Linked DNA regions of Mus musculus: all the other regions are linked to region 1. The links are chromatin loops, found by intact Hi-C in ENCODE. Cell type or tissue: heart. All regions are shown on one strand. Links, peaks and the distances in the headings refer to the core of each region. The heading gives the core; the rest is flanking DNA. Region 1 overlaps Prune2 (prune homolog 2). Region 2 has its middle 23 kb from the start of Vps13a. Region 3 has its middle 17 kb from the start of Gm32341.

What was found. A loop is a pair of places that touch in the nucleus more often than their neighbours do. Peaks named below come from ENCODE experiments on the same cell type or tissue, not always from the same donor. Only the 100,000 strongest peaks of a DNase experiment are listed, where the experiment ranks them.
Region 2: a loop joins it to region 1, with 10 times the contacts of the local background. A loop is called at or near these places in 26 of 42 quality-filtered maps.
Region 3: it touches region 1 in a loop (8-fold over the local background); 24 of 42 quality-filtered maps call a loop at or near these places.

What each region holds. Positions count from the first base shown.
Region 1 is chr19:17,025,339-17,035,483 of GRCm38, forward strand. All of the region lies in intron 6 of Prune2 (prune homolog 2), which reads left to right. Among named protein-coding and RNA genes, the nearest start is that of Prune2, 74 kb to the left of the region's middle. In heart, for the core only: a CTCF peak has its summit at 5,194 (motif pointing left); no DNase peak of the experiment used is centred there; H3K27ac peaks cover 214 bases.
Region 2 is chr19:16,798,461-16,808,605 of GRCm38, forward strand. No RefSeq gene overlaps it. Among named protein-coding and RNA genes, the nearest start is that of Vps13a, 23 kb to the left of the region's middle. In heart, for the core only: a CTCF peak has its summit at 4,430 (motif pointing right); no DNase peak of the experiment used is centred there.
Region 3 is chr19:16,897,354-16,907,498 of GRCm38, forward strand. No RefSeq gene overlaps it. Among named protein-coding and RNA genes, the nearest start is that of Gm32341, 17 kb to the right of the region's middle. In heart, for the core only: CTCF peaks have their summits at 2,527 (motif pointing right) and 5,923 (motif pointing right); no DNase peak of the experiment used is centred there.

The sequences.
Region 1 (10,145 bases), core at 778-8,777:
TGGATATTTTTCCCCTTTTTTCCTTTTTAAGACAGGGTTTACCTCGATAGCCTTGACTGTCCTAGGACTCACTTTTGTAGACCAGGCTGCCCTCTAACTCACAGATCTGCCTGCCTCTGTCTCCCAAATGCTGGGATTAAAGGAGTATGCTACCACTGCCCTGCTTAGGAAAACATTTTTGACTAGCATTTGTTTCAGAATGTTAATAAATCCTGAAGTATTTTTTGAAAAAAAAAAAAAAGACTTTTCAAAGCCTTTTAACCCAACCAATGGAAATACAGGGACAAGCTCTTTCCAGGTCCTATCAGGTTTTCATTTGAGGAAATTCTTTTTAGTGTGTATGTTTCCAGGGCTCAAGCTCATCAGGGCCTTATGTCTGTCATGCATACGTGCTGCTAAGCCACATCCGTCACATTTCTAGTCTCTGAAGGTTTTGTTCCTCCGTTTCCTTTAGACCCCAGGACTCTCAGCTCTTCCTGGCTACTATAAAAGACACTGGCATGTGATGGAGCATGCTCAGTGTACATCAGCAACTTCAGTGAGAAAATCCAAACATTAATCCTGGGACCCCAAGAGGGAAAAGAGATGGTGCTTTCCTACTCGGGTTGAAGTGCCTCCAATATCTATCTACAGCAAATAAACCCTGGACCTCAGAGCTCAACAAAGAGTTGCTTGTTTGCACACATGTAGCAACCCCATTTGGAGCTTGGGTGGGTGGCTGCAGGTGATTCGGAAAGTATTTTCAACATACTACTCCTAGCTTTGCCTGGAAGGACTCATCCTATTCCACAAAGACGAGAGAATCTCAGGGGCCAAGGAAGGAAGGTTTTCTGCCTCCTCTCAGAGCAGAAAGTCAACCCCATCCAGCAAAGGCCAGCCTAGTGTGGGTGACAGCTCTTAAAAGCTGGCAACCTGGAGCACATGTGCAGCCTTCAGATAACTCAGCGGGTTGAAGAGCCCCCCTCCCAGGTAGCTCAGCTGCTCTGAGCCTTGTTTTTTTCTCAACCCAACTCTAAAACGCACAACCTTGCATGAATCTGCTCCCTTGATGTGATGCAACTTTTCCAAATCAGTGAATAAATGAAGGGCAATCTGCTCAGCCAGCATAGTTAATGGTAGGGCATCTTTAAAAATCAGAACAAACCAGGATGACTCTTGAACACTGGTTCAAACAACAAAACTGTGTGTGGCTGAAGTATTAGAGCTTCATCATTCTTGTGCTGAAGAATCACAAGGGGTTTGAAGGAAATGACAAAATGGTTAGATGACTTGTATGCATGGAGGGGTTTTAAGAATCAGTCTTATGAGGCACAGGAAGCATGGGTTTCAATTTGCAATCAATTTCCAGCTAATAATTCATAGCTATGAGCCACTCCTTACTGTGGGAAGCAACTGGCGGGAAGAGCAGAGCATCTCTATTTAAGGGATTCTTTTAGCAGCTGAAGCTTGTGACATTTAAGGTCTTTGTAAACTATGCTAGGCATCTTCTGATGATGGCCAAAATATGTCATCAACAAAATATGTCACCAACAGCGGATTGGTCACCTTTTTGTCACTGTGATGAAAATCAGATAAATCAGTTTATAAAGAAGAAAGGTTTGTTTGGGCTCATGGTATGGAAGGTTTCAGTCCATGGTAGCTTTGAGTCTGTGGCGATACAGTTCAGCTTGGCAGGGCATGTGGTGGAGGAAGCCACTCACCTCAGGGAGGCCACGAAAGCTAAAAGGGAAATAGAAGGACCTTGGAGGTAAAAATATCCCTCTCAAGGCCACACCCCTAGCTGCCTAAATTCCTTCCAGGATGCCCAGGCCCTGCCATTTCCCAGCAGAGTCACCGGTCTGAAACCAAGCACAGAGGCCTTTAACGACAATTACAGTGCAGCTCAAAGTCTGCAAAAATGTGCTTTAAAACACATTAGAGTGGCATCCTTATTTTGTTTCTCCAACAAAACTCTATTGGAGCAATGTGTATCTTAACTGACACCTTTTCTTTATTTTTTTAATGGACACCAATGATTCCTAAAACATATTTTATCCAGTTCTCCCCGTCAATGAATTTCCCTAAGTGTAGACCCCCTTCTACATTTTCTAGCCACAATTCTGCTTGCTATGATTTTAATATTTGCATCTCTCCAAGATTGATATCGAAACTTAATTCTTAACACAGTGGTGTTGAGAAGTGAAAGCTTTAGAAGGCGATTAGGTTAAATTAGATAATTTTCATAATGGCTGTTTCTAATTTGCAAATAATGGGTCTGCATATTTTCTGGAATTTGACAACCATCCCTTGCCACCCTTTACAATGTGGTGCCAGCACTCCACTGGGGCTCTGACTCTGACCCCTGATGTGAGGGGGAGGGGGCACATGACTCAGTGGGCAGGAAATGGAGGTGACCAGCTTGGCATACAATCTACTAGAGCAGGCAAATTTGTTTCTGGTACCCAGTGCTGTGTCATGAAGTGAAAACTTTCTTTTTAAAAATGTTCTGTCCACAGAGAGTGTTAACCAATAATCTGTTTGTTGTTGGATACAAGAACAAGGCCGTTAGGCCTTTAAGTGGATGCTTATCAAGGGTATGTAGAAAAGTGAGATACCGGAGCTGAAGTGCTGATCACTTTTTTAAAGGTAAATAAGCGAATAGATTTTTTTTTTTAAATAATCAAAGAAAAGATAGGCCGGGTGTGGTGGCGCATGCCTTTAATCCCAGCACTCGGGAGGCAGAGGCAGGCAGATTTCTGAGTTCAAGGCCAGCCTGGTCTACAAAGTGAGTTCCAGGACAGCCAGGGCTACACAGAGAAACCCTGTCTCGAAAAGAACAAAACAAAACAACAACAACAACAACAACAAAAAAAAAAGGAAAAAAAAGGAAAGGATAGAAAGTTGATACTTGATCATAATTTACTTAACAAGTTTCATGCATTTGGCCAAAGGCATTGTATTTTCAGATTTTAGTTTGGACTAAGAGTCTAATCATATTGAAAGTACCAGATAGCATTAATAATTGGCCTGTAATCTTTCCTCACTGAGCCCAAACACCACAACTGTGGCCACCTCTAAGGCTGCTGAGGATTCAGGCTTAAGTCGCCCCCATTTTCTACACTTTTTTGCTTGCCTCTCTGCAGATGGAGATGCAGAACGCTCCCTTGTGTCTGGGACTGTAAACCTCTCTTGTAAGCTTTCACCAAGATGGCCTGTGCCAGCGAGGGCTCACGGCCCCTTTGAGCTGTAGCTGTTTTCTGTTACTTTGCTCCCATTTCTCATCTTTTAAGTAGGTTCTACACAGCTTCCCACTTCCTGTGCCTCTGCCAGCTCCTTCTTAGAAACCTTGTCAGCCCTCTGGGCCACTTCTGCCTGGACACTGCTCTCCTTCCTTCTAGCCACTGCAGATTTGTCCTTTTAAAAAGCCACATTCTTTGGATTCAACATCAAAATGCGCAGGCTGCCCCCTTAAAGTGGGTGGGTCATTCTCTTCTTCCACTTGGGGCCTCCCTTCTTAGTCCAGCATCACATTTAGGGAGTGAGCACATTATCTGAGGGCAATGCCAATGCATGCATAAACCTGTATCTTTGCATTTTTAGAAATTTTTACTTCCTATGTATGTTTTTGGTCTCTCTGTCCCTCTCTCCCCATCCCGTGTGTATTGGTTCATGTGTGTGCATGCGCATAGGTATGAAAGTCAGATAGACACAGTCTCTTCATTAATTCCTTTCAGTCTCTAACTTGGCAGCGTCTCTTACTTGGCCCCAGAGTTTGATAATTTAACTATCAAAGATACCCACTTGGCTCTGAGGCTCTCCTGAGCCTCAGGCTCTGGGGCAGGTTAAGTGGCCACACCTCCCACGCGATTGCCTGTCTACTGAGGTTCTGAAAGTTCGCCCTTCACTTGTACACCAAGTGTTTTCCCCACTGAGCCATCTTCCCAGCCCCTCACTTTATCATTTATAAACAGAATTTTATGTTTCTAGACCCTCGAAAGCAGTCAGCAGGCAATTCCTCTCTCTAGAATCCCTTTCTAGGAGGAAGGACACTGTCCCTTTGTTCCTGGATGAAGTGCAGTCTCACTGCCAGCCTTTATAAGGAATGATTTTCCCGGCCAGGGCCCCAGTTAGCCACTGTCAGTCCTTAAACAGCGGTGGGTATTTGGGACAGTCATAGGAGACTTTTGTCATCCTAACCATCCCACGAAGACAAAGAGACCAGTAACAACCACGTGACTTAACTCACTCTCCACTTAGCACTGAGGAAATGAAGAAATAGCACCACCCTAAATCCATTGTGACAACTTGAAGTTTCTCCTTAGTTTAGGATCTAATTTTCTTCTACACGTTTCCTCAGAGAAAGGAATCCCTCAGGCCACGATTCTGAGCGTGGATGGCTGCTCTTTTGCTCTGTAAATACATTTAAAAAAAAATGTACTGTAATGTCATTTTGATGGCTTAATTTCTGAAAGGATTGGCTAATTGCCTTTTTAGGAATGTACTCAGACCAGTTTGAGCTGCCCTGAGTTACTTTTAATAGCATCTGTTGCTTACCTTTCCTTTGGTTTATTTTTCCCTGTCTGTCACCTGCCTTCAGAATTCTTTTGCTGATTTGGAGACCTGACCTTGGTTTAAATTAGTTTGACTATAATGTTCCTGCGGAAGCACATGCCATGTTTTAATGGTTAATTACCGCACCGTATCAAATTGTCATGGAAAAACAGGTTGCGAAACTAAAGGAAATGTGTTCCTCTTCTTGAGACAGAGAAATCTCTTTAAAAGACCTCTAATCCCAGTACTTGGGAGGCCGAAACGGGTGGGTCTCTGAATTCAAGGTTAGCCTGGTCTATAGAGTAAATTCCAGGACAACCAAGGGATACATAGAGAAACAAAAACAAAAACAAACAGAAAACAACAACAGGGGAATGTCTTTAAGCTAGAGGCCCCTCTCTGTGCAAATATAGAGCTGGTTCCCTAAGTAACAAGAATATATTTTGGTACATAATAAATACACACACACACACACACACACACACACACACACACACACACATATTTGAATAGCGACAGAGAGAAACAAGAAGGGTCAAACAAAGGCTTTCGGGTGCTGTGCTGATCCTTAATTCAAAGACTGCTAACAAAAAAAGGAAAAGTGCTGTCCCAGCCACATTAAGAACAAACACAGGCCAGTGGTGCCGCCTAGTGGTACCAAAAGGGAAGACAGGTTGTAGGCTGGAAAAGGTCTCAGTTTTCTTCTATTCTCTTGAGAAGCTAACACCCATTCTCAGGTGTGTACCCTGTCTCACCCTGTGCTTTAAAACCTTTTATCACACTTTGCTTTATATTTACTTGTGTTCCGTTCATACATATACATCCCACATCTAGAAGACAAATATAATAAAATAAATCCGACATGCCATGAATGTAACCACAAATTTATTGGATTAGGGGTGCCTTTCAATTGATTTTCTCACTGGACTCCCAGACCAGACTTTGAAATAAATAAGTCCATGGTGCCCCTTTTATAAAGGAGCTCTGAAAGACTCTTGATGTTAAGCACTGTGGCTGTCTTTTGCCCTGCAAGCTTTTAGCCTCAAGTTCCTTTTTGTGGCACCACCATGACATCTGTGTACAGCTTACTCACAAGTTCTCATGCTGGGCACACTTCATTTCTCTGGACTTTAAATTGTTTTCTTTTGATGCTAAAACTTGAAGTGAAACAGTTATTTTGTGTCTACCTGTCTGTGGAGCTCAAAGAACTCTTACTTAACCCGCAGTGTATCCACCTGTGGTTCATCTCAGCCTACAGCCCAGTAAGTCACCGCTGCATCCCTGGGGCAGTCGGGTTGAAGAGTAGGGCTGGAATGCACAAGCATACTTCATTCATACCTTTACTCACTTATCAACACATTTGTTCATGAAACATGAGTTGAGTAGCTGTGCCCGAAGTATTGATCCTGTTATGCCCTGGTCTCTCTCCTATTGTGCCTATAGTCTATAAGTGATTGTTCATTCCCAGTGGTGCCAATCATTAAATACAAATACCAGAGAAACACAGTCTGATTTGGGAGAGGAACACACAGTGGGAAAATGTGCCCAGATTAATTTGAAACAAAAACTACGAAAGGCATATAGAAGTTGGTATGTAAATGAGACTTTTTCTGCAGGGGACAGTGAAAACTAAAGGTCTTCCCATACTCTATAGAGATCAGTGGTTCTCAACTTTCCTGACCCTTTGATATAGTTTCTCATGGTGTGGTAACCCCCAACTGTAAAATTATTTTCATTGCTGCTTCATAACTACAATTTGCTACTGTTATGAATTGTACTGTAAACATCTTGATATGTCTCAGGCAACCTCTGTGAAAGGGTTGTTTGACCCACAGGACCCACAGGCTGAGAACTGCTGCTGCTGATTTAGATGAAGGAGAGCATGTGTGACAGCTAGACAAAGAGAGCATGGTATGTGATATGGAGTTAGGAGCCTGGGAGAAATGACTTTGTCCTCATGCTTGGATATACTTTGGATTTAAATCTGAACAGACTGCAGTGTTGATTCTTAACCTCCAAGAAGAAGGAAAACAAGGGGATGATAGATATCCAGGGGAAGTGTGGCAGGCACATGATTAGGAAGTCAGAAGTCGGCTACAGCATTAGTTGCACACCATTGTCTGACTAGCAAGACCCTGGAACCCAGGGTTAGTAAAACACTGGACTGATTCCCCGCTTTCTCCATCAGGGAAAAGGCCGATGTGTTCCTACTGATCTGGAGTACACCCCTGCTATAAGATGGGACCTAGAAAAGAGATTATTTTAGACAACCCAGGGTAGAGATGTCTGAGCAGGATGACGGGAACACAAGTAACAGTTGGGGTCAGAAGAGTTGGGAAGCAGGCCAAGGGTACAAATGCAGACCAAAGTCAGACCATGTGGTGAGGCCATTGCTAAGGCCCAGAGATATGGGAGCAGCAGAAACAGGACCTAGAGAATCTGGACCCTGCGTTATGGTTCACATCCCAGGCTCTTACTCCACCCAGAGGCAGATCCACAGCCCTGGGAAGGGTGAGGAAGACACTTTATACAGCTGCTCTCCTACAGCATCAGAATGTGACACCATGAAGCATGAAGTCACACTGAATGAGCCAGACTCTTCAAATGCCAAAACCAAGTAACAGCTCTTCTTTGGTCACAGAGGAAATACAAGCACCGTGTGCTTCCTCAGATTAGAAATGACATGAAGGGGAAGGCAACGGACATCATCAGTGTGTGTTCAATGGTTTGAATATCTATGTGTGTGCCTCTGTCCATCCTGCAGTGGGTGGGGAGCCCACAGTGGGCAGGGGGGGGCTTAGCCAGTTCCCCCTCACTGTAAAGAAAATCTACTATAATGGTACATGGTAGATTTGTGAAGGTGCCAAAAACACATCAGGGTGGCCTCTTCTCTCTCCTGTGGGTACTTCTACGGATGTGACACAATTGCTGACCATGAAATGAATGTTCCAGAATAGCATAATTTATCTTTTCTCACTCTGCATCTTGAATCTTCCAGTGAAAAGTGCAAATACTCCATTTCCTAATACATGGCACTTTCTGAGTATAATTGCCTCCATTATAGGCTAGTACCAACAGACTTAAAGTAAGATCACAACAGCACACACAAAAGGATGTGGATAATAAGCTAGGAGTCAGGGCGCCTGGGCTGGAGTCTTGGATTGGGCACTGCCAGCTCTTTAACTATAGCTGGTCACTTGGCATTAGTGTATCTTGTTTATAAGATGGGAACTTATTAGTGCTCTCTTTAGAGGGTTGTTCTGGAGACTAGATTAACAGTAGCAAATACTTAGAATGGTCCTGACATATGGTAAGCCCTTCCTAAAATATTACAAAAAATTATATAAAACACTGAAAACATTTTCAGACAGAAAGTAATTTCATCACTAACAAACTAGCAGTGAATCTGAGACTATTTTTTTCAAATGAAAACTGAAGAAATATCAGAATTGTTGCTTATTTTGACCAAAAATTTTAAATTATCTGTATGGGTGTTTGTGTGTGTGTGTGTGTGTGTGTGTGTGTGTGTGTAGCCCAGAGGTTGATGTTGGTTAACATCTGTCACTGTTCATCTTATTTCACTTACATATATTTTTGAGATAGGGTCTCTCACTGAACCTGGATGTCACTGGTTCTGCTAGGCTGGCTGGACCCCAATCCTGTCTTCAGAATTACTTCAGGAATCCACCTGCCTCCACCTCTCCAGGACTGTGATTAGAGATGTCTGTTGCAGATGTATCTGTTGCAGTTGGCGACTCCATGATCAGCTGTTCTATGCATTTTGATGGGTCATGTTTTTCTCTGATGGCCTCTGTTGCTACAAAGAAAAGTTGGTTGAGGAGGATTGAAAGCTACTCATACCCATGGGATAAGCATAAGAACACAGACTGCAGTTAGGAATTGTGCTGGTCTTGTCAAGTAGCCACAGAAGGTTGTCTTCCAAGTGGATAACCTCATTAGCCTTGAGTGATTGGTCGGATTCCCAGTACCTCGCATTTCCCCTCTGCTTTCAGTAGAAGTAAGTCCAACTAGACAGCTGTTGGTTACTGCCACGATATGAGTACCACTACTGCACCTTGTCATGATGGTCATTGCTGTGGCTTCTTGGCACTTCATCTGGGTAAGACTATTGGTTGTGTCCCTTGTTGTCAATGGAAGAGCACCTTCTGGCACTATAGAAGCTAGTCTTCAGAGACGAGGCTTTCAGGTTCTGACAGATTTTTATCCCATGGAGCATTAGAATTCTTTGATAAATGATTAAACTAAGACAGTGAGGAAAGCGAATGACCTCAAATCACAGGGTAAATTTCCAAGCCGAGAATCTGACTCTGAAGGCTGATAATAATTCTCATTGTTCGTTAGGTCACAGAGGGGAAAAACTAACTGATTTGTGGATGATTATGTAGGCTGTTTTTTTTTTTTCAACTGCCTGGATGAATTAGCTGGCTGTGGACACAATGTTATGAAACAATAACAACAACAACATCAACAACAGCAACAACAAATGAAGCTCTTGTTTGTTAACTTTTCTGTATGACTAACAGTTTAGCATTTCTCATGATTCCTCTGGGCCAGTCTGAACTCTGTCATACGGATACAATCAGAGAGCGAGGTATGGCTAGGACCAGCATCCTCACTCATGCGGCTGTGGCTTCACCTGGAAGGCTATGGTGAATGGGTAACAATCCTCCCCTCCTCTTTCATGCGGCTTCTTCATATGAAAACAGAACCCATCCCACATACTAGAAGCAGAAATGTTAGCGGTCAGGACTCACAAGGTCATACCATGTTCTGTCTACCAAAACATGTCATTGGTGACACTCTAGAGAAAATGAGGAGCGATATCCCACCTCTAGATGTGAGAAGTTGAAAAATATCCATCAGTGCTTGCCAATGGACCTGACTCTTTCTTAACCAGTTTTTTCATGTGCAGCTGTCCTTGGCCCTGTCCCTGTAACTCCAGGATCCTCTGGGGACACCCAGATCTTCAGATAGTCAACTCACAATGGGGTGAAATTTCCATATAGTCTCCACACATCCTTCCATATACACCAAATCTCTAGATTACTGTCAACATATAATACTTCACGAACATCATGTCGCTTAGGGAATCACAATGGCTAAAATGTCTGAACATGCCCAGTTATTTTTTCCCAGAAATTTTAAAGCCAGGATATTTCATTCACTCTGTCCCTTTTAAATGTGCTACTTGCCTAGCTTTCATACAGGCAGATACCATCCTCTTGAATGTTCTTGAGCTAACTGGGAGATTCCTACTACCTCGGCACACTGAGAAAGGACAGTGATGAAGCCGCACTATTCTTGCTTTCATCTTGTAGGTCTTGCCTTGGAAATGTAGCTGGGGCTCTCAGGCTCCACTTCTCTTTGCTGGCTCTCAAATCTTCAGTAGCATCGAGGGTTTTTTTTACATCCTACTTTGAAAATACCCATAAAGCTTTCCTTTGATTTACAAGGGTTCATCGTGTCAGGGAACAGTGGAGAGGGAGAAGATATTCAAAAGGTCAGGTTACATGTGCCTGTGCTAGCCAGAGAGACGAAGAAAACTGCAGGGGTTCATATTTATTTATGGCGTGATAGAATATGAGCTGGAAAAA
Region 2 (10,145 bases), core at 855-8,854, 230 kb before region 1:
GCACTAGGATAATGCAAATAGAAGTGTTTCACGTGTTTTGTTTTTTCCCTCTTCATCTTATTCCTGCCAGCCTGCTGTCCTGGGTCTTACATTACTTGCTTCTTGTTTATTTTCTTCTCTTTTTCTTCCTCTTTGCTATTTTTTTTCTTGTTTTCTGTTTTCAGCATGCTGGGACATACCTGTAATTCTGGCACTTGGGAGGGTGAGGCAGGAGGTTCATGTGTTTGAAACCAGCTGGGTTACATGATAAGACTTTATCTCTATTTTTGAAAAAAAAAAAACCAAACAAAACAAGTGTGCATTAAATATACACAGGGTGCTTCTAAGATTTACACACATGTATGTAAAGTACTTTGACTACATTCACCCCATTAGCTTCTCTGGCCCTGCCTGTTTCCTGTTGCTTCCTTCCACTTTCCAAATAACCTACCTTCCATTCTCACACCTTTGTTTTTAAATCTAAATTCCTCACAAAAAGTGAAAATTAGCGTAATGATTATATAAATTATTTTCATATAATTTTTCATAATGGGCTTCAGTTGAGAGTTTCAAGACAACCTCCTTGTCTCAAATTAAGCTAAAATGGTAGGGACTTGTTCTGAGTCACACAGAACTGGAATTTTCTGGCCGAATCTACTGTTTCATTTGCTTCTTTCTCATTTGCTCCCCAAGCTCTTCACAGTCTAGCACGTACTTTTCTGTTGTTGTTGCTGTTGCTGCTGCTGTTAATATGACATTCCATATGCGAGTTCAAACATTGAGAATTTGTCTTTCTGAGTTTGAATCATTTCAGCCAACAGGGTGATCTTCAGTTAAACCCACTTTACTAAAAGCATTATGTTAGGTTTCAGGGTGGGAGAGGAAGTTTGAGAAGAGGCCCTGAGTTGAATTGTCCTTCAGGTAAAAGTTTTATTAATGTCAGCAGTACCCCAATAGAGAGATGTGATGTAGTGTCAGTCCCACAAGACAAAACAGTCTTATTTTGAGGTCCCTTGGGAGAGAGCAGAGAGAACCTGATCAATACGTGGTCTGTGTTGTGTGACAGAAGTAAGAGAGTGGAGCATTCATGACTTATACCACGCGACAGGGCTGTCTTACTCAGGTTTCCCGTTGCTGTGAGGAGACACCATGGCCAAGGCAACCCTTATAAAAGATAACATTCAATTAGGGCTATCTTACAGGTTCAGTGGTTCAGGCCAAAATCATCAAGGCAGTGTCTAGGCAGTCATAGATGCTGGAGGAGCCAAGAGTTCTGCATCTTGATTGAAAGGCGGCCAGGAGAAGATTGGCTCCCACATGACTATGAGGAGGTTCTCTAAGCCCTCCCATACAACGCCACACTTTCTCCAACAAGGCCACACCTCCTAATAGTGCCACTCCTTGAGCCAAGCATATTTAAACCACAACACAGGGGTCACTTTCTGGGTCAGGGCATAGTGTTCAGTTAAAAGATAATCATATTATTAGACAGGTCACTTGTTCCACCTGTAGTCAGCTGGCCATTTAGGGCTCAGTTATTTGGAGAGCATGTTTCTAGGAGGGGCCTGGTTCCTTACCTATGTGGCATGAAATATACATTTCCAGCCTTTTTGTTTATTTTAAGAAGAAGAAGAAGAAGAAGAAGAAGAAGAAGAAGAAGAAGAAGAAGAAGAAGAAGAAGAAGAAGAAGAAGAAGAAGAAGAAAGAGAAGAAAAGAGAAATGGTGGTCTAGGGGCTAGGGGCATTGAAAATCTTTTTTAGCTTTTTCATGTTAAATTGAACCATCATTGGTTTAAGAGACCTCCCTTCCCTTTAGATAATAGGGTCGTTAATACCAACAGAAATGTGGTGGAATTCTGGGGTAGTATCAGCCCTGTACAACAAAGTTAAGTGTCTTTAAAGGTCCCTTAGGAGGAGTTAGGGAGAGCCTATTAGTGTGTGGCCTGTGCTTCATGACAGTGCTATGAAAACAAGGTGTACAAAACTTAGGCCATGTGACAGGGACCACTCTTTCTCTGGTTTAGTGAGTGCGGCCTAAACATGTGACCAAGATTATGTGACAGGGGTCACCTGTCTTGCGTATAATCATCTGGCAGTTCAGGGCCTAGTTATCCAGAGAGCTTGTTTCTCAGAAGGTCGGGCTTCCCTGCCTGTAAATAATGACATCTACACATTACGTCATTCTTCATTTAGCTGCGTAATATTCCATGTTCACACAACCCACATTTTCTTCATATACTCAGTTCCTAGAGAGATAAGACTCCTGAGAGAAACGCACACAGTAGAGACTTGGCTTTATGAAGTTTCAGAGGGAACAAAGACTCCATTAGCAACTGGGCTAGGGGTCCTTTCTGTGGTGTTTTGGCAAAGAAGCTGGCTTTATTCTGCCTATGCCCTGGGAATTTTCATAAGTCACACATATAAGCAATAAACTAACTTTTCTCATAGACTCAGTTATTTATTTCTACTTCATGGATCTCAGGAATTAAACTCAGATTGTCAGGCTAGGAAGCAAGAGACTCTACTTGCTAAGTCGTCTTGCTGGCTCTAGTCTACATTTTTCTTGTTGCACACAGGCCTCTCAGACTTTAATTGTTTCAGTGTCATTAAAAATGTTATATGTTCATTGAGACTGAATTTAGTATTTTTGAGAGAAAATTTGAATAGCTGGCTCATATGAAATACTTCTATATTTCTGTCAATTAGAACATGTGCACTAGTTTGTTAGCTTCATGGTTATCAGGGTTTGTGTGTGTATGTGTGTGTATGTATGTGTGTGTATGTATGTGTGTGTATGTGTGTGTATGTGTGTGTGTATGTGTGTGTGTGTATGTGTGTGTATGTATGTGTGTGTATGTGTGTGTATGTATGTGTGTGTATCTGTGTGTATGTATGTGTGTGTATGTGTGTGTATGTATGTGTGTATGTGTGTGTGTATGTGTGTATGTGTGTGTATGTGTGTATGTGTGTGTATGTGTGTATGTGTGTATATGTGTGTATGTATGTAAGTGTGTGTATATGTATGTGTGTGTATGTGTGTATGTGTGTGTATGTATGTGTGTGTGTGTATGTATGTGTGTGTGTATGTGTGTGTGTATGTGTGTGTGTATGTGTGTGTATGTATGTGTGTGTATGTGTGTGTATGTATGTGTGTGTATGTGTGTGTATGTGTGTATATGTGTGTGTATGTATGTGTGTGTATGTGTGTGTATGTGTGTGTATGTATGTGTGTGTATGTGTGTGTATGTATGTGTGTGTATATGTGTGTGTGTGTCTTTGTGTTTTACATCTATCTTCCTAAAATTGAGCCCTGAACCTTCATCCTCCCCTAATCTTAGGATCCAGGAGAGTGCCCCACACCCCTGTCATCATTCATGTCTTTCTTTGAACAGGAAGACAGAGGGCAAGGAAAGAATGGAAGGGTGTGTGTGTGTGTATGTGTATGTGTGTGTGTGAATGGAAGGGTATATGTGAGAATGGAAGAGTGTGTGTGTATGTGTGTGGATATGTGTGTGTGTTGGTATGAATGGAAGGGTGTGTGTGTGTGTGTGTGTGTGTGTGTGTTGGGGGTTTGTGAGAGTGATTCTGTAGAGTTGAGTCAATCATCTTTAATGAGTCTCAGAAGTTTGACAACAAATTTTCCCATGTATTTGCTTACTAATGTGTGAAAAGAGAGAAATGGGGTCTTTAGTGCGATCTGTGTCATTCCTGATGACAGTTGATGTCAGTTCCTGACAAAAAGTAGAAGTATTCATGAGAGGACAGCTAGACAGCTCTGCTCTACACAGGTTAAAAGAAAAGTCTCCATAGGAAAGTATTATAATGGAGAACATTAATGACTGGTTACTGACGGTTGGGCTTCTGCTATGGTGGTAACAGGAAGTGGTAAGGACTGTGATGGGCAGAAAAGCTCCTGTCTCTTCTGAGAAGCTCAGCCATGTCCTGCCATTGCCATGTAGAAACAGAGCCCACAGGGGTCCATTGATCCAGTTTTCTGACAGAAAATGACAATCTGGATTTTTACGTGAACTCTTTAGTTTAAAACTAACACTTGCATTTTTTCATGTTAATAAAAATACTACATTTAAGCTCTGTAATTCTCACCAATTTTCAATTTCTTGTCAAGAAGAACCAGTATTCCTTAAGATAACATCTTAGGAAATATTATCATTGTAGTTAAGAAATGATCTCTACAACTTTACAATTTTGTAGCTATGAGGAGGAACTTGGAATAAAGGAATAGTTGAGCAGGCAAGGTATTTATCCTCTGGGCAGATGCAAATCAGATACATATTTTCCTTCTCTTAATGTGGGATAGACTTTTTTTTTTTTTTTAAGGCACGGTTCTGTTTAATACCTTCTCTCTGCTACACACAAATGCTACTATAGAATTCACCATTCCCGCTCTTGGTCATTTATTCATTGCAGTTCTGTGCTTTGGCCAGTAGGTGGCAGCAAGTATTAGCCAGAAGAAGTAGCCAGTTTACACCTTTAGAAATATAAATTTTCTTTAATCTCTGTAAACAAAAACAGTGAAGGAGGGGAGAGATCAGAGGTGCTCTGAAGGCGCTTAGGCAATAGTACCAAAAAAGAAGCTTCATAGGAAGAACTAGTCTTCTCATATCTTGCAGAATATGTGAGTGACTATTTTTTCACAACTTAAACTTTTTTTTTTTTTTTTTTTTTGAGGCAAGGTCTCGTTATTTATCTTAAATAGCCCTCAAACTTGTGATTCTTCTGTCCCAGCTTCTCAAGCGCTATTACCATATGTTCTGTAAAAAAACAAAACAAAATAAACAGACAAAAACAAAACAAAAGAAAAAAACCTAGGATCGAAGAGACATCTCAACCAGTAGTAATACATGCTTAAGGAGATCAAGTGATGATTAGCATATTGGACCTTTTGCATACATGTATCAAATTATCACACTGACCCTACAAATATATATAATGATAGGTCAATAAAGTATTTATAACGGTGAAAAGACTTAAGAATTGAAAGAGACTTATACTGACTTCCCATGTTACTTCATTTAGTCTTTTATAATTAATTAATTAATATCTCAAATGTTGCTTCACCCCCTCAGAGAGTCTCTTCCCCCTTCCCTCCCCTTCTCCTCTGAGAGGGTAGGCCTTCCCCCTGGGTATCATCTCTCTAAATGCCATCCCTCCACCCCAGCGCATCAAGTCTCTGCAGGGTTAGGTGAATTCTCTCCCACTGTGGCCAGACAAGGCAGCCCTATGTGCTGGGGCCTCACTCCAGCCCATATAAGCTCTTTGGCTAGTGGCTCAGTCTCTGAGAGCTGCCAAGGGTCCAGGTTAGTTGAGTCTGTTGGTTTTCCTGTGGAGTCCCTGTTCCCTTCACCATCTTCAATCCTTCCCCCAGCTTCCATAAGAGTCCCTGACCTTCATCCAAAGCTTGGCTGCGGGTATTTGCATCTGTTTCAGTCAGATGCTGGGTAGAGCCTTTCAGAAGATAGTTGTGCTAGATTCCTGTCTGCAAGCACAACAGACAGAGTATCGTTAATAGTGCCAGGGATTGGTGCTTGCCCACGGGATGGGTCTCAAGTTGGCTACTCCTTCAGTCTCTGCTCCATCTTTGTCCTTGTATTGCTTTTAGAACAGACAAATTTTGGGTTTAAAGTTTTGTGAGTGGGTTGGCATCCTTGTCCCTCCACTGGGGATCCTGCCTGGCTACAGGAGGTTTCTTAGAAAATTGGAAATAGTTCTACCTAAATACCCAACTATACCACTCCTGGGCATATACCCAAAACATAGTCCACCATAACCTGAGGACAATCTGCCCCTCTATGTTCATAGCAGCTTTATTCGTAATAGCCAGAAACTGGAAAGAACCTAGATATCCCTCAACTGAACAATGGATAAAGAAAATGTAGCACATTTACACAATGGAATACTATGCAGCTATTCATCATGAATTTTGCAGGCAAATGAATGGAACTAGAAAATGTCATCCTGAGTGAGGTAACCCAGACTCAGAAGAGCATGTACTGTGTGTATTCACTGATAAGTGGATATTAGCCATAAAGTACAGTATACCCATGATACTCCCCCATGGACCTAAAGGAGGAAGGCCCAAGTGAGGATGCTTGAGTCTCGCTTAGAAGGGGGAATAAAATAGTCATAGGAGGCAGAGGAAGGAAGGGAACTAGGTGGGAGAGGGGATGGGGAGAACAATGGGGACATCAGGATCAGGGCAGGGAGAGGCAGGAGGAAGGGCTGGAGGCCCCAGGGAGAGGCAGGAGGAAGGGCTGGGGGCCCCAGGGAGAGGCAGGAGGAAGGGCTGGAGGCCCCAGGGAGAGGCAGGAGGAAGGGCTGGAGGCCCCAGAGAATGAGGGGAAATCTGCAGCTGCTGTGCTGGGTGGGGACTGGCGGGGCGGGGCGGGGCTGGTGGGGCGGGGCGGGGCTGGTGGGGCGGGACGGGGCGGGGCGGGGCGGGGCGGGGCTGGTGGGGCTGGAGAGAAGGGGTTCTCTAGAAAGTGACACCAGAAGAAGCCACCTCCTGTAGCCAAGTCACTTCTTGCACTGGTTTCTCCTTTAGAAAAGATTGGCAGGAAGGGCTGACTGTGTGAAACAAAAAAAAAGCAAAGATTTTAATTTATTCCATGATAATTCAGTGTGCCAAACAAGGATTCTTTATTTTACTCTTAATTCTGAAGGCTGTTCCTTAATAAAAACTATAGATATTTATTGCCCCTTTAGGTAAAGATATAGCTTATTAAGACACGAAGAAATGGACGTGAAATATTTACTTTCTTTTCTGGATGACTCCCACACTCACTTAAGTCTACCCCACTTAAGATTCATTGCTACTGAGGCTCCTCCTCTTCCCTTCCCCTCCTCCCCCTCCTTCCCCTCCTCCCCCTCCTCCCACCTCTTTGTAACTAGGAGTGTACCCAAAGCACCCTTACACTTGCTAAACAAATGTATTTACCGCTTTTGAGGCACTTCTGCTGACCCCAACCTGTACCCCATTTCTGTTTTTATTTTAAGACAGAATCTCATGAGCTAGTGTAGGCCTTAAATTTATGATTCTCCTGCCTCAGCCTTCTAAATAGCAGGTTCATAGACCTGTACTACCAGGCTCTGCTGACTGCTGAAGAAGAAAAGAATGGAATGGATTTGAGTAAAAGTTATTAGTGAAAACTCCTGGATACTGTTAAGCAAAACTTGAAGATTATAAACATAAAAGGTTTTTTGAGAGTCTTTGTTATGTCATGAATGATTATGGACTAAGTGTTTTTTTTTTAATTAGGTATTTTCCTCGTTTACATTTTCAATGCTATCCCAAAGGTCCCCCATACCCACCCCCCCAATCCCCTACCCACCCACTCCCCCTTTTTGGCCCTGGCGTTCCCCTGTACTGGGGCATATAAAGTTTGCAAGTCCAATGGGCCTCTCTTTGCAGTGATGGCCGACTAGGCCATCTTTTGATACATATGCAGCTAAAGACAAGAGCTCCCGGGTACTGGTTAGTTCATATTGTTGTTCCACCTATAGGGTTGCAGTTTCCTTTAGCTCCTTGGGTAATTTCTCTAGCTCCTCCATTAGGGGCCGTGTGACCCATCCAATAGCTGACTGTGATCATCCACTTCTGTGTTTGCTAGGCCCCAGCATAGTCTCACAAGAGAGAGCTATATCTGGGTCCTTTCAGCGAAATCTTGCTAGTGTATGCAATGGTGTCAGCATTTGGAAGCTGATTATGGGATGGATCCCTGCATATGGCAATCACTAGATGGTCCAACATTCGTCACAGCTCCAAATGACTAAGTGTTTTTAAGGAGAAAAGGATGCCATGTCTAGTACAATGTATTAGAGTGGATTTGGTCTATTGCACAATTATTTCTGCACTTTGTGCTTTAAAGTCAAAGCCTTAATAGATATAAATATAGCATAGCCAGCTCTTGCTAATTTATAAAGTAAGAAACATGGCACAGGGTCAACCAGGCTACAGATTAAGTACAAGGCAGTGCTGAGAAGAGAAATCACAATGAAATTCAGTCATTAGCAAACCAGCACACATGCATGTGTGTACCTGGACAGAGGCATTGCAATGAATCCTCGTCATTGGTGCAGTCGACCTGTGTTTATAGCTGTGGGGAAAAGGAAGCGGGAATCGCCAGACCACAGTCCCTTTAGATCCCAGCAAAAGTTACATCACGGTTGTTTGGTTTTACTAAGAAAACTAAAGGAACCTAAAAATAAGTGTTAGAGGGTCATTGGAATGATGCCATGATACTTTAGAAAAGATTGAAGGTCAACTTCATTGTGGGTTGCATCCTAGAATTATGGGATCTCAGAGGCTGGAGGAGTACAGTGTGGTGGTGGTGTTTGTTTTAGGTAGCCTACCCACCATGCTTTTGTATTTGTTTGGAAGGGGCTCAACCTTCCTAATGCTGTGACCCTTTAATACAGTGGTGGTGGCCCTCAACCATAAAACTGTTCCAAGGCTACTTCATCACTGTAATTCTGCTGCTGTTATAAATCATAATGTAAATATCTGACATGTGATCCCCAAAGGGGTCATGACCTACAGGTAGACGTGCACTCTCTATGAGGACCAGCCTGGCCTTGAACTCCCAGAAATGTGCTGCCTCTGCTTCCTCAGTGCTGGGATTAGAGGCTTGCACCACTACACCTGGCTCCCACCTCGCTTCTGTATGGGAACCCCTTTCTTTTTATCTTCCCACGTTTACCTGGTCTCCAGTTGACTGTCTCCACAGTCCAGAGCTTTTAGCATTTTGTGTAAAGGTTTTCCTTTTGAACTGATCTCATTATGAGTTTCTTCCCAGCAGAGATCTGAAGTTGGTCTTTTTTGGTAACACCTGCTCACTGGCTTCTCTGGAGAGTTGATTTATGACATTTTTATGCTGGATCATAGACAGCTTCATGGGACTCATGAAAGTTACAGACGTTCATCCCAGAGAAGTGCACCGTGTCCCCCAGCTCCCTGGTGACATTTAAGTCAAGTCACCTTGCTCTAAGAAAATGGGGGCTCCCATGTGGCAGTTCCTACAGTATTTGAAACGGTGACATGGTCTTTCCCAAACACCCCCAGAGCTTTTCCAGTTACTTCTTGCCAGCCTTTCTTTGTCTCTTCATCCACTTAAAATGGGGGCACACTAAGCTCCTGCCTCATGCCAGCTGTGGGACACAGGACCAAGACACCATTCCTGAGTCTCAGAATCAGTCTGCAAGGGTGAGTCATGCCAGGGAAATGGCACTCCAACTGAATGTGGGTCTTAGGGGTGGATTCAAACCCCAGCCCTGCTACTGCTAACCACCCTAGCAGCCTGCTGTGGTCATGTGTGCCTCCTGAGGCACTGGAAGCTTGGCATTCAACGCTAGCCTGGGCTACATAACAAAGATTCTGTCTCAAGAACCAAAACCCACAACACACACACACACACACACACACACACACACACACACACACACCAGCCCAAAAGAAGAAAACATGGCATTGTAGTATTATTATTGCCATTTCTCAGATAAGGAATATAGACTTAATTATGTGTGCTTTGATAAGCCAATTGTTTAAGAGGGATAGTAGTGCATATGTTTTGATGTTTCCCAACCAATTATACTTAAAGACAAATCATTCTATATTAGAAGGTGATGAATAAATGGAACATGGGATGAGGACATCAGAGAGATCTGATAGGAGATTTGAAGATAAACAGTTGAAAATGGGGGGGCCCGGAGAGATGGCTCAGTGGTTAAGAGCACTGACTGCTCTTCCAGAGGTCCTGAGTTCTATTCCCCAAATCCACAGGTTCACAACCATCTGTAATGGAATCTGGTGCCCTCTTCTGGTGTCTGAAGACAGCTATAGTGTACTCACGTACAAAAAATAAAATAAAATAAAATAAATTAATTAAAAATAAAATTAGAGTGAGAATGTCGGGAGCTGAGGTAAGGCAACAGGGATGAGAGCCGTCGGTTCCATTCTAGGTCTACATTATAGGACCTGGTGGTCAGTTAACAGTGAGAGGGGAAAGTTAAGAAAGATGCACAAATCTGTCCCTTGGAAATTTGTCAGGTAGCGACTTCCTTGACTTCATTCGTAATTACAACAGGAAGATTATATGACGCAATATTAGGTGCAAGGTGCCTTTCTGCTACCGTGAGATTTGGAAATCTGG
Region 3 (10,145 bases), core at 1,210-9,209, 130 kb before region 1:
AGTCAATCTTTTCATGGTATCCCATACTTCCTACATGTTTTTTCCCTTTGTTCTATTTATTTGTTTTTTAAATATTATTTGCTCAAGTGGTTCAGTGCACTATCTTCAGTTTCTATATTCTATCTTCTTCTTGATCCTTTCTACTTGCAAAGCTTATCCCTGGGTTTTAAAATTGGGTTCTGATGTATGTCATTTCAGTTTGAGTTTTCATCAATAGTTCTGTCTTTTTACTGGATTTCCTTTCCCATTATTGTACTGTTTTGATTATTTTACTTAGCTATGTGCTTATGTCTTCATGGATGGCATTCCGGCATTTAGTATTATTCTCTTTAAGTTCATTGAGCTGTTTGCATTTTCTTTAAAGTCCTTGGATTCTTTGGTGAAGTTTGTTATTGTTCTTCTAAGTTCTGTGTCCTGGGGCTCATTTAAGTAATTCTCACTGGAGAACATTCTATAGGAGTGGTAGGTTGTGTGTGTGTGTGTGTGTGTGTGGGGGGGGGGGGGCTGAGGTAATGCCTTGTCCTTTCATATTCCTTGAGGGGTTTTTGTTTGTTTTGTTTTTGTCTTTGTTTTTGTTTTGGTGGTGAGACCTGGCATGTGACTTCTTTCATTGGTTGAGCATCGTCTGATGTGAGATTCTAGGCTGCCACTGTTAAATGGAAGTTTGCTTTTGTTTTTGTTGTAGCCCAAGCCTGACTGACTTCTGATTAGGTATGAGGAGTTGCCAGGCCAATCATTCAGACACCTAGCGTTGATTTTGGACTGGAGGAATGAAGTGAATCCAATTTAGTGTAATTAAAGAGGCATATGAAGGGGACAAGTGGCCAGGTCTGCTTGTGGTGATGTACAAGCTGTGGCATCTGAGCTTCATCCCGAGTATAGAGATCACATGGAGGGTCCAGAGTCTTAGATACTTACAAGGCTAGGCGTGCATGTAGTCTTCATGACCAAGGCTAGGTCTGAGGGCAGGCAAAATTTCCACAGACTCATCAGGCTGGGCCAGTGCACAAGTATATAATTAAGCTAGGTCTGGGAATTTATGAGCATGGGCTAGGGTCCAGGGAGCACACTAGACTGAACCACAGCACAGGATGTGCAAACTGGGCTAGCTTGGATGTTGGATATGGCATAGGCTAGCTAGGGTTAGAAGGACTTAATAGTTTGGACTGGCATACAGCATGTGTGATCTAGCCCAGGCCTGGAGGTTGGATATGGTGCAAGCATGCTTGAATGAGGTAGACTTTTCTAGAAGACCTGAATTTGGCCTCTGTGGGCTCATGCAGATATGAAGCACACAGAAAGTTGCACAGAATCACATACATATACTAAACACATATTTTTAAAAAAGAACTCGCCCGATTGGCCCTGAGTCACCAGGGTGACTAATACTCTCAATTCTCTGTGACTCATTGTGGCTCATGCCTTCTGCGGCTGCCTGAGTCACATATTATCTTATGCTTGTCCCCAAAGTTCTTTGTACAGATTGCCCTTGCTCTTGTATTTACATGGTTTTGTCAAATATTATGTGACTTGATGATTCTATGGAAGCGGGGAATAAAGGATTGCTTCTATGAAAACGAATTCAGATGCTTAGAATTGCAAAACTGAATTTTCCAGGAAAAGCTGCTTTGGGTAGGAAGAGCTGATTTTTGCCAATACTGACTAAGAAAGTACTTTGCCACAGAGTTAGAGCCTTAGCACCCCACCCCAAACCCTACTGCTTTTTGTTCTGAGACTAAGTTGACCTGGCTGGACTTGAGATTTATGCTGTTGTCCAGGCTAGCCTCAAACTTGCCATCTTCCTGTGTTAGCATCCAAAAGAACTGGAAGTAGAAACTTGCACCACTAAACCTAGCTGGAAAAAAATTAAACTAGGAAATCTATCTATAAAGATGTTGCTATCATGTTCCTTTAGAAGGCTGTTGTTGTAAAGGCAGGAGCACGAAAACAGACAAAACAAGGCAGGATGCTCCAAAAGACTGGAGGGGGAGGCCAGACTACACGGCCTTAACCCTGACTTCATGCTACTGAGTATCTCAAAGAATTTCTCTTGGTTTCTAGAGTCAGAAGCCAATGATAAAATCTGGAGTTGGTTTACACATGCGTACATATGAAGTGTCTGAATTGAAAATAACAGTGTTAACTGAGTGTGGTGGTAGATACCAGTGGTCTCTGTACTTGGGAGGTGGAGTCAGGGAAATCAGGAGTTCAAGGTCAGGGTGGGATACACGAGGCTGTCTCAAGAAAACAAACCAACACAAAAGGGAAAGATAAATAAATTTACAGAAAATACATAGAGTGTTTGCATTGTATATGCTTTTTTTTTTTTTGTAATTGTCCAGGAACCAGGTAGTTTTAAGTTCCTCTGCCCTTAGGTTAGGGTACGTCTTATCCAGTAGGAATCATATCCTATAGAACTCAAACTTCTCAGGCATGTTAGATAAAGGATTAAACATCAGAGACTTGAACACAATTTTCTGCAGCAGGGAAAGAAACTGCCTTCCTACTACTGTGCTCAATGTGCCACTGGGGGGCAGGCCGGCCCCATCAGTCCTGGTCCTCACCTGGCTCCTTTTTATACAGAGAACCAAGAAACTCTCAGCGATGCTTGGTCCACGGAATGAAATCTCCTTGCCCACGTGGTTTAAGTAGACTAGCGCCACAGGTGATAATACTGAGCTGGCGCGATGCTTGAAGCTGTGCAGGTAAATAAAAGGGATACGGGGAATGTCTGCGAGGGACATCACATCACACAGACTATTAGGATCCATCTGGGCCACTTCCGGCTCAGGAAAGCTGCCTCACTGTATCAGAGGTGCAGAAGAAGGCGCTGTAGGTACGCGGGCGATCTTCTCAGAGAGAGAAAGGTCCACCAGGAGTATACCTCCCATTCCTCGATCTGGGTCACCCCTATAACAGATTGGTTATTGAGGACGCTGATCGCCAAATGTCTAGGTTGGTTCTCTGTCACTCTTCCTTGCTTTGACTAGGAACACTTATTTAACTTTCCCAAGTTCACCAATGCTTTGTTTGAAAGATTAAATGTAAGAATGCATGAGAACCATGAAGGCTGGCTCCTAGCACCTTTAAACGGTCTACTGAAAGGTTAGACAAAACAAAACAAACACCACAAATCTGTGAAATCTTTAAAATCCTTACGTTTTTTTTTTTTTATGCTCAGGGTCCATGACTTTCACCAAACCCTAATGTAGTGTGGGATTAAAACCAAAGCAAAACAGGATAAATGTAAGGCTTTGTCTTTCAAAGCACTGTTTTTCTCCCTTTAAAAGACCTCATTTAGATCTTACTAAAATATTGGTTTGAAAGCAGCAGGTCTGAGAGGAACTCCAGAGACTCAGTAAGCTCCTGGGTGATGCTGATATGGCTGACCCACTGACCCACTCTGAGTAACGAGGGTTTAACATACAGGTCTTGATCAATCTGGAGTACTTAGTCTATTTAATGATCATAAAAATACGATTTATTTTTCTGGGTTCTGAGGGCCTGCTTTTCCTAGAAATGCTGCTGTCCTGTCTGTCCTCGGGGAAGACTTGCCTTACGGGGAAGATGAGCTCACTTACGGACACCAACCGCATACATGAAGCTAATTTCTTAACCCAATCTCCACACTGTCTTATGCCATTAGGGGCAGGATCTCAGGATATGAATTTGGTGGGCTTGCAGCATTCTGGCCACATGTGTTAAATTTCTCCCTATTGTGCAAAGGTATTGCAGTGCTCCTGGAAGCTTGAGTGCCGGCACACAGATAGCCAGCTTTGCTTTCTGGCTTTGTCCTTTCATTAATCTTGATCAATCCGTATCTGTAAGGGATTGGCTTTAAGACTCATGCATATACCAGAATCCATGGATGCATCAATTCCTTATATAAAATAACATATAGCCTACCCACATCCTCCTGTATACTTAAAAATATTGCTAGTTTAATATAAAGGTCATATAATAGTTGTTTTCTTCCCATGTGGGCTGTGGTGTCCACACATGGTGCCCTGGAGCAGAGATCATGGTGGGCATGTTTCTGCAGAGGAGCAGTTGCAGCTTGGTGTACATTGTAGAACAGAATATTGCCCCAGAGGTGCATCCTTCAGATCAAAGAGGGGCAAAACTCTTCCTTTCAGGCTTGACCAGCACTGCAGCTCCCTACCGAGGGTGCACACTTCATTATATGTGGGAAGCCACATGTGCCATTGCTACCGCTGGCCACCACACATACATAGGCAGTAAAGTTTTTGCCAAGATGAGGTTTTGAGAATTAACCAATCAGATGAGAGACAAGTTAACCAATCAGATGAGAGACAAGTTAACCAATCAGATGAGAGACATGTTAACCAATCAGATGAGAGAGGTTAACCAATCAGATGAGAAAGAAGTTAACCAATCAGATGAGAGACATGCTAACCAATCAGATGAGAGACATGTTAACCAATCAGATGTGAGACATGCAAATGAGGTGGTAAGCATAACCCATGCATAACCAATCCGGGTGTGAGACATGCCTCTCCTAGGCCTATATGAGCAGCACCAGTTCTGGGCTTGGGGTCTCTTCACCTCTGCAATCAAGCTCTCCCAATAAACGTGTGCGAAAGGATCCTGTTGCAGCGTCGTTCTTGCTGGTGAGTCAGGGCGCGTGCAAGAATTATAGGACAGGGCATGGGGGATACATTCAGTGACTCTTGCCTGGGCATTTGCCATAAGTAGCTAGACCCTCAGCTCACTTATGGAAAAGTGTTCAGATGTGTGACTTAGAGAAGGGAGAGTTTCCCATCCAGCCCTGTTCGCACAATGCACTTTTCTTTCACCCATTGGTGTAGGATTTGTAGAACTTACTGTTCTGAGAGAACAACGGGGAGTAATGACTCAGCCCCCTCGTCCTACCTTTTGGGTCTACTCTGTTTTTTTTTTTTTTCTCTGTAAAAAATGAAGCTTCTGGCAGACTACTGAAATAAGAAGAGAACCGTTTATTAGCGTTTGTTTTTCCTTTCTCAATGAATGTTTCCAGGGGCTGGCAAGGTGGCTCAGTGGTTAAGAGCACTTGCTGCATTTGTTCTTTCAGAGGACCTGGGTTTAGTTCCCAACACCCATATGAGTGCTCACAATCTTCTGCAATTCCATTTGCAGGGGTTTGGTGGTCTCTTCTGGTCTCTTCGGGCATCAGATGTGCACTGATCCACATGCATGCCTGCAGGCAAAGTACTCAGACACATAAAATAAAAACTAATTTAAAACTGCATAGCTTTCCAAGATTCAGGTTAAAAGAACAGATTAGCATTTAGCATTTGAGTAAGGGATTTCTCTTTCTATCAATAGCAGCTTCATGGAGGCCCAACTTACATAAAATACTTTGGAGAGTTTCGATGAACGGGAATGCCAGTGCAACCAGCATCCCTGTCAAGATCCACAGCATTTCTAGTACCGAAAAGGTGCCGTCCTGGCCCCAGGCCACCACTGATTTGCTTCTATCAGGAAAAAGTGGGTCAGCTGGTTCTGGACCTCCATGGAAAGGGAGCTGAGTAGTTGTACTATTTCATGTCCAGCTTGTTTAGCTCACTCTGCTTTTGGGGTGATATTGTTGTTATGTGTATTGTTACTATTAGTGTTGGCACCAGAATTATTTATTTAAAAAAAAACCCTTTCAGATAACTGTGTCAGAGTTTCTACAGTTATGTACATGTTACAGTAGGAGATCCATTCTGAACCAAGCCAGCTCACAATGGATGAGCATCACCAAGAGCTAAGGTACCTTGTACTTGTGAAGGTTGCGTACCATAGAAGGATGACTGGACACACAGCTGGTCTGCTACTGACTGTGTGACCAGAAGATTTTATTACCAATGAGGACTAGGTCCTCATCTGTCAGTGCTGCCTCCTGAGGCTCAAATACTGTAAGGACTTGACCCCTGAGCTGTGGAACCAGCAGGGGGAGCAAGAGCCAGAAGATTAGTTGTGGGGCTCAGCCAGTCCATGGTCGTGGGGTCATGTGCCTTGGACCTCAGAAGTCTTGTGGTAGGCCAGGTGTCAGAGTGACCTGTGTGGCTGGTGGAATGACTTTGCAAATGGATTTCTCTGACTAGATGAGACTCCCTCTTTTCCTTGTCTTTCTCCTCCCCTCTTTCTCTCTCTTCACCTGAGTTCCTCTCTGTCTGAGGAGCACAAAGAGATAAAATGTACTTGTGTGACTTTATAAGGAAATGAATGGACTCACACTCATCCATAACTTTGAAAATGATTAAATACTCAGGATTATCACCTAAAGCTCACCAGACTTTTCTCTTAGGAAAAACAAAACAAAACAATATTAATGCAGCCGCCAGAAATAGTTTACATAACTGCCAAAGATAAAATGTTTCTGAACACGCCGTATGAGATTGTTAAGGGTTGTCCGTGATTGAACTCTGGGACCAGCTCTCTGCAAGCAGTTGCGTGGCGCCTCACATCCAAGGATTCTCCTCACCTGCCTTCCTAGCGTGTCAACTCTCAGAAGCATTGTATTCTCCATATAATGTGTAAACACAATCTTACATTTCCTTTCTAAGTTCTTCTCACCACAATATTGAACAACTCAAAACCAGAGGGATAATTTTGAGCAGAAATTCTGTGTAGACTGTCAGACATCCTCACCTCTTCTACTATGAAACACCGATTTCTAAATTACTTGTATTTGTGTATGAGTATGTTGGAAGGTATGTGCATGCAGGTGCAAGTCCAAAGGTCCTTGGAGTACCCAGAGCTGGAGATGAAGTTACAGACAGCTGTGAGCTGCTCAGTTGAGGAGACTAGGGATGGAATACATAAACAGTGTGTACTCTTAACCTCTGAACTATTTATGCAGTCCCCCAAACACTGCTATACCGACATAGCTGAAAATTTGAAAATTTCAAACCAACTCAATAGCATGACACATTCAAACTGGAAATCTACATAGTTTTCCAGGAAAAATGAGAAGGAGCCTTAAAAGGGAAAGTTGTAAAAAAGAAGGTCCTCCTAGATACTGTGGATATGACTGGAAGGAAGGATGCTTAGTCTGATAATAGTATATATAATAGTATATATATATATATACCTGAGATGAACCTATTAATATAATACCTGAGATGAATATGTTATAAAGAGACGCACACGCACATGCATACACACACACACTGCACACATACACACACACACACACACACACACACACACACACCACACACCACACACACACACACACACGCCCACACTCACACATACACCACACACACATCAAACACAACATATACATATACATATTAAAAAGATGAATATGTTATATGGCTCACTGTTCTGGTCCAGTGTAGAGAAACATTTCATTGCTGTTGACAGAATTCCAGGATGACATAGGAAATCACATGGAGAGAGAAGAAGAGATTGAGAGACCCACCCAACACTGTCTTTGATAGTAGACTTACTTTCAAGATAACTCATTATTAAGTCATTAAGCTACTCACAGAATGAATGGGTTAATTCATTCGCAAGAAGACTTCCTTAGTCACCTCTTAAAGATCTCACTTGATCAAATCTTTTAAAAAATAGTTTTTGGAGGCAGGGTCTCCCTATGTAACCGAGGCTGGTTTTGAACTCTGGAACTTCCTGCCTCAGCTTCCCGAATGTTGGGGCTTGCAAACATCACCATGCCCAGCTTGGTCCTACCTCTTAATCACTCATAACACTAGTTATATTTCAGCATCAATTTTAGAAGAAATAAATCATAACCAGGGATGAGGGTAGTGAGAAAAAATAGAATGAAAAGTCCAGTGTGGGTAGAGTTAAGCTGCAACTTCATCCATGTAAAAAAAAATCTCTGTGTCACTTGTCAAAAAGTAACCTAACAAGCCTCTATACTGAACTCCCATCCGATGCTTACACCACCAACCTGTGCCACAGAGAAAGGAGGGACGCATCTGTTATTTTTATTATGGAACTGGACCAAAATAACACAAGAAGGAAAACCACAAACTACTCTTACTTTATATTGCTGATACAAAAATTGCCAAGGTTGTTTGAAAAGTCATAATTTTATTGTTTTATATTTACCTAAAAGTACATAATACATATATATGTATAGTTACATTTACATATTTATATGTATATGTAAATATATGTGTATATAATTATCTAAAATTACATACATATATGTATGTACCACACAAACATATACATAGGTATATATGTAGTATGTATATGTGTATATGTATATATGTATGTACACTGTGTGTATGTGTATAAGATTTAAATTAAGTTATGGTACTTGGGGTAATAATGATCTTCCCAAGAGCCATAGACTATTTGGCAAAACCTCTAGTTCTAGGCATGAGAATCCTTCTTTTTAGTTGTTTGTTATAAAAGCCCAGGACGTTCCCGAAACATTTTATATGGTTGCTGTTTCTCTTGGTTATATCTCAGAAGTTGAAGGTAATTCCTTATTGTTGAAGATACTACAAACTTCAGACATGGGAGTTGCAAGATTTGAGCCAAAAGCCTCCTGCTTAAGGACTAGGTTTCATACTACCAGAAAGGGCTAAACTAGTTGCCAAAGGAGAAAACCAATCAATATAGTTCTACCCATTGGTGATGCCTATGAACCACAATGACCAGCATAGTAAGATATCACTAAATGTGCAATAGTGGCACTTATATCTTGTGGGTAACCAAAAACTGTCTAATTAGATTTAAGGCATGCTCAACAGGAGGAAATTATTACTAATATTGTAAGCCTAGCCAACAGCCTATGGTTGTTGAGGCCACAGCTCTTAGAGGAGGACCCTCTTCTGCCACATTCTTAAACCAGTATGATTCTCAACCTTATTCTAAATACCTTACCCTTTGGCCCACAGATAAATATAGCTCTCTTTGTTCACCAAAGAAGTTGATCTTCTATTTGCATCAATGTAAACAATTGCAGAGATCCACAACTAGTCAAAATTTAGAGGACAACTCACTGTGGGGTCCCTAGTCCAATTGATACACCTACAATAACCCTATACTTGAGGCCCAGGGAACATCACAGACAGGGAGAGGAGACTGTAAAAGCCAAAGGGCCAAGAAGTCTGTTGTAGACTGTGTTCTAGTTATGACAGAGAAGTTGTACCTGTGAAATCTCAGAAACGTGGCTACCCAAACACAACCTGAACAGTGACAGTACCAGTTGACATGGCTATGTAGTTAGGGTAGTCTATAAAGCTCCAGCCCTTGATTAAGAGTTACAGGCAATTAACAACCACTCAGAGAAGGAAAGCCAGTCCTTAAAAGAAATGAGTCCTTTGGTTATTCAACTGGTCAGCCTAATAGCATATATACACAAGCAACATCAAATGGACTCAGCAGGTTGTAGTCATATATATATGTGTGTGTGTGTGTGTGTGTGTGTGTGTGTGTGTGTGTGTGAAATAATAAAAAATTAATTCACTAACTTGATACGAAGGGAGTGAGAGGTTGGAAGGAGGAAAGAGGATTTTATAATTATATTTTAATCAACAATAAAATTTAAAACTACCAGTAAGTTGATCCTAAATTTTTGGAGAAAAAGTACATCATGACCAAAAGGACTTATTTGAGTAAGATTTTATATATATATATATATATATGTATATATATATGATTTAAATGATAATATAATAATTTGAATTACAATGATTTAGTATTAGAAAATCTATATAGCTAACTCTAAATGAAGATAGGAGTCTGATGTAAAATAGTATTGACAGCTTTTAGATTTTGTAGGTTCTGGTGCTACAAGTTTTAAATATGAGATCATATTAAGAAGCAAAATTTAAAAAAAAGAAGCAAAATGAGAAAATATACCATGCAATTTGATTTTCATAATAGATAAGGAAAAGGCATTCAATATGTATCCTGATTAGAAAAAAGGTAAACAATGCACATGAAAGCGAGTTAGAAGCATTTGTATCATGGTAGGTTTAAGAGAAGAAAGTTGTTATTGTTATCATTGTTGTTATTTCAGGATATTTAGTTAGTACTATTCTTTATAAGCTTAAGGCAAGGCAATTAGATTAGAAACCATAATATGTGATATAAATTTAGAAATAAAGGAAAAAGTTATGATACTTATTGTGATGGTCACTTTTATTTATCAAGTCAACCCAGTCTAGAAT